Regions from separate parts of the Homo sapiens genome. Here region 1 is linked to region 2. Evidence: chromatin loops called from intact Hi-C (ENCODE). Cell type or tissue: OCI-LY7. All regions are shown on one strand.

What was found. Peaks named below come from ENCODE experiments on the same cell type or tissue, not always from the same donor. Only the 100,000 strongest peaks of a DNase experiment are listed, where the experiment ranks them.
Region 1: it touches region 2 in a loop (2.4-fold over the local background); 13 of 110 quality-filtered maps call a loop at or near these places.

Annotation. Positions count from the first base shown.
Region 1 is chr2:230,203,878-230,206,377 of GRCh38, forward strand. All of the region lies in intron 8 of SP110 (SP110 nuclear body protein), which reads right to left. It also overlaps a transcript of SP140 not described here. Among named protein-coding and RNA genes, the nearest start is that of SP110, 15 kb to the right of the region's middle. In OCI-LY7, no CTCF peak of the experiment used is centred here; a DNase peak (open chromatin) is centred at 1,354; H3K4me3 peaks cover 2,000 bases; H3K27ac peaks cover 1,229 bases.
Region 2 is chr2:230,318,197-230,320,696 of GRCh38, forward strand. No RefSeq gene overlaps it. Among named protein-coding and RNA genes, the nearest start is that of SP140L, 7.7 kb to the right of the region's middle. RefSeq lists a silencer at 101-150 and an enhancer at 1,281-1,430. In OCI-LY7, no CTCF peak of the experiment used is centred here; DNase peaks (open chromatin) are centred at 455, 745 and 1,175; H3K4me3 peaks cover 1,453 bases; H3K27ac peaks cover 2,043 bases.

The DNA.
Region 1 (2,500 bases), 110 kb before region 2:
TTAGTTTTACAAGATAAAAGAGTCCTGGAGATGGATGGTGGTGATGGTTGCACAACATTGTGAATGTATTTTAATACCATTGAGCTATGCACCTAAAAATGGTTGAGATGATAAATTTTATGTCATGTGTATTTTACCCAGGTAAAAAATTGGAAAATTGGAAAAAAGAAAATTAAAAGCACATCATCTGTCACATTTAAAATAAAACGATTCTTTTAAAAAACCTGAAAAATTTCATTTAAATACAATATGAAGAAAGGCAAATCTGGAAGGGACTGGAGTCTACTCCTTTCGGTAGCTTGGCAGAGAGATGTCAAAAGGTCAGAGTTACCTCAACAGAACTGACCATCTGACACTGACTCCAGAGGTTTCCCCTCTCTAACAAAGTCACTTCTCTGACCAGGGAGTGTTCATAATTGTATAGTTGCATAGACATTCCCTGTCTCCCTAATCCTATAACGTGTAGAGCATTGTGAGAGTGGGCATCTCACTACTGGGCTGCTGGCCACGGGGTGTGCAGAGTACGTATGTCTGCCCTAAATATGGGATAATAAGAATTTGGAGAATTGTATTGGAAATTTCCCTCCAATAACCTTTAGTTTGTATCTACACCACGTGGTGCCCATAATGTCTATGACCCCTTTTCATAACACAATAATGAATTCATAAACTATCCTTTGTCAGATCATTATTCAAATTTTGGGTTACAGAAAGTATGGTTTCTTTCATTTTTTTTTCATTAAAAAAAAATTAATAGCTAATTTGTGCCAGGACATTACCATCTAGCCTAGAAGAGACACATTATGTAAGTAATTACAATAGAGTATTTGGAACCTTCCAAAAGAGCCAGTGCTGGGTGCTGTAGAAATTATGGGACCAGCTTGGCTAATTTAGGGGTCAGAGTATGTATTCCTGAGATAGACATAAGTCAACACGACTGATGAAAAGGAGATAACTAAACATTTATGGGGAGTAGTGTAGGTTCAGAATATAGCATCCAAAGAGAATAGCACATGCCAAGGATCAAAGGGGAGAGAAATGAAATGGGAAGAAATGAAAGTTCAGAGTGGTTGACTGGAGTTTTGAGTGGAAAGAGATATATTAATAGTTGGAGGGTAAGGCATGAGTTAGACTGGATAGAACTTTAACAATCACATTAAGGACAGTGAACATTACCCTAAGGGCAATAGGAGGCCATGGACAAGATTTAAGCATGGAAATAAACTAATTAGATTTTAATGTAGAAAAGAAGAGGGTGAACCAATAGACCTTGTCAATATGCTAATAGAGTTCAGTTAGTCACGGATGACTAAGGTTTTTGCTTGGCACCTGGGTAGATTAAGTTCCTCATTTCAAGTTAAACTACAACAGGCTCCCAAGGGCCTGTGAAACCCTACATAATCTGATTCTTGTTTACTTTTTCACTTCCTACCACCTTCTTTCTTCATCATCACCAACAACACTGGTCTTTCCTCTCTGCCTCAGGTTCTTTGCACTTTTGAGTCCCTCTGCCTGGACCATCCAATCCAAAGTGACTCCCACCCCAACCTGCAAGTCACTATTGTAATCCTATCCATTATTTTCTTTCATCCTGTCATCAGTACTTGAAATTATCTTGTTTATGTGCTTTCTAGTTTATATTCTTTCCTTCCCCCAGCCAGGATGTAACCTCCATGAGCTTTCCCCTTTGTTTTTTGCTTACTTTCTTACTTTCTCTCTTTAAAAAAAAAATCTGTCTTCAGCTTTCAGAATGGGTATATACAGTTAGTGCTCACTGCATATTTGTTGGAATAAATGTCTGAATGGTACTTAGAAGACTAGGTTTTTGGTAAAGAAGGTGAAGTTAATTTCAGGCATATTGAGACTGTAGTGTCAATGGGAGACTTGCAAACAAAGACGCCCAGTGTGCAGCTGGCTATGTGTTTCTTGAAGACAAACCTGAGTTGAAGACGTAGAGTTGGGAGCCATCAGTATAAAGGTGGTAATTGAAGTTGTGAGAGTGATTGACAAAGCTCAGAAGTGTGAGTTGAATAATCTGACTAGTTTACAATGAACCAAGGAGGCCCATAGAGAATACACATAACATGGTGAGAGGGCATTGACTAATAAGTAGAATGGGGGAGAAAGCAGCTTGTCTCTCCTTCCTGCCCAGGAAGGTCACTTACTTTTCTTAGAATGGAATCATTTCTGTTAAGTGTCTTAAAAGGACACCAGCCCTGTGATTTTGGACACTGGGATCATACTAATGATAAACTAAGTCAGGGAAGAGGAGCTTTAAGCCACTGGCTTAGGCTGCCATCTATTGCTCTGTTTCCTTTTACAGCTAGAGTTGTCTACATATGTTATCACCTCCCATTCATTATCCTTCCCACACAACTGGCTCCTGCCTCCATCACCAAAATTTTTCTTAAATTTTCCAGTGATTCTTTGTGACCAAACTCAAGGCCCTCTTCTCTGAATTTATCTTAGTCTCTCAGTATAGTCAACCATTCCCTCTTGG
Region 2 (2,500 bases):
ATGTCTCATCTATATAGATGATTTATAATTAACTCCAGTGAAATTCTAGAATGCCCATGCCTTTTCTCCAGGGGTATTATTTGTTTTCTTATTTTGTTTACTGAAATAAGTCAACTCCTGTGAGCGCAAAAGTACAGAGTATGCGTAGTCCTGAGTTGTATATCTCATAACGAAGGTGCGCTTCCTGTTTGATGCTATGTTTAGTGGTGTCTCTTCTCTTGGGTGGGCAGTGGGCCTGGGGGAGTCTCTCTAGAACTTCTGGTGCCCCCAGGAGCAGGCCTGAGTGTGGGAGGGGGGTAGGGCTGGGTCATTGCTTAGGAGTGAGGAGCAGGGAGTTCTGCTTCTGATATTTAGGAGGAAACTCCTGAGCATCAAGTCCTCTTGCAGAGGACAGCTAGAAACTCTGGACGGTAGTCAAAAAACAATGGCTTGAGGCCTCTGTAAGGTAAATGAAACTCGAAGAGACACTTCCTGTTTTTTATTGCCTGTCCCTGAGAGCAACAACAGTTTTGTGTGGCACAACCAAAGCTTTGATAGAAAGCCTACCTTCTTTGTGGTTGGCCAAGCCATGGGGAAGAGCCCAGAGCAACCAGGCTTTCTAAGGAATGAAGGGAAAATCCCAGAAGGCAAAAAGCCACAGAAAAGAACTCAGATAATGTGTATGACCCTTCCCAAGTCTCTGGCTGATGCCTGGAGTGAAGTGAAATCAGTCTGAACATAGAGCAGAGCTTTGCCCACTGCAGACAAGAACTAGAGTGTGGCTTGAACCTAAACACAGAAATCACCTGCCAGAACAAAAGCTCTTCCTGTTCTGATCCAAGCTAGAGTTAGCAATTAGCTGCCAATGTAGTCACTCTAGATGCAGACTGGACACTGGGTGCTGCAGGTCAATGTGACTAACCAGGTGCCTTCCCACCTTCTGCTATCACTTCTGTTCAGATTCCTCTGGGCTGGAATTTTTCATCTGACATGAAACCACCTCTTACTACCTTACATCAACACCGAGATATTGCTCTCCTGAAATCTTCATTCACATTTTCCGCCGAACTCCATTTGTGTGTGACTGAAAGAGTCTACACCAGTTCACACAAGGACAGCACACTCTAGAGTTGTATAGTGTGGCCCCGCCAGCATTAAGCAGGAAACTAGGGTGTGGCCTGTTCAGGGAAGGGGGTTACTTCTCTACTGAGACATGTGGTTACATATTTAACCGCATCCTGCCAGAGCTGCCAGAAAGGTGGGTAGGACCACTTTCCATCTCCTGTTCACCTCATCCTCCAGAGGGTTCATCCACAGTTGCCTGAGTCTGGGTGGGGAGGAGGATGCAGGACCTCAGCCTTGAGATCTCAGGACCTCGAGTCTTGGCCATATAATGATGTAGCCACCACTTCTGGCTCTCTCTCTGGTGTCTGTGTTCACTCCTCTGAGTCTCACAGAATGGGATTGTGCCCATGGCTGGTGCACTCTGCATGCCAGTGGACATGTCTGCTCTTAGATGGTTTTGTAACATCTGTGTCAGTACATGTGGCCCAGAGTGCTGTACAGGAGCTGGCTGGTGCTTTTTGTTTTGTGCTTATTCAGGAAATACAAGAAATAACTCCTGGGTTCCTGCATTGTGCCATTGTCTGAATGATAAATGGTAAATCCCAGCCCCACTTCCTCATGCTCCCCAGTGGGGAAGGACCCAATTTCCAATTCCAAATTCTTACAAGCACAGCTCAAGAATACCATTATTGTCATCACAGCTGAGCCTGGAATCCAGGCTCTGAGATAAATGCGAGCCCCTCACTTCCATAGCTCCACATTCAATGGGCTGAACATCCTCTAGAATTATTCATGAGAGAGGGTGTAATAGGCCATAGATGGTATGTGTTGGGAGTGCAGAGGGGTCTCCAATTCTCTCTGGAAAGGAGGGTGTCACCTACTAGACTGAGTCCACTGGCCATTCTCAACTGGCTAGTAGCTGCATAAGTGGATCTGTCAGGGAACTTACCCTTTATTCCCCTATACATCAAGAAAATGGATCAGTAGCAGATGAGATGGATGAGTTTTCTTTTTTTTATTATTATTATACTTTAAGTTCTAGGGTACATGTGCACAATGTGCAGGTTTGTTACGTATGTATACATGTGCCAGGTTGGTGTGCTGCACCCATTAACTCGTCATTTACATTAGGTATATCTCGTAATGCTATCCCTCCCCACTCCCCCCACCCCATGATAGGCCCCGCCCAGTGTGTGATGTTCCCCACCCTGTGTCCAAATGTTCCCATTGTTCAATTCCCACCTATGAGTGAGAACATGTGGTGTTTGGTTTTCTGTCCTTGCGATAGTTTGCTCAGAATGATGGTTTCCAGCTTCAGCTATGTCCCTACAAAGGACATGAACTCATCCTTTTTTATGGCTGCATAGTATTCCATGGTGTATATGTGCCATATTTTCTTAATCCAGTCTATCATTGTTGGACATTTGGGTTGGTTCCAAGTCTTTGCTATTGTGAA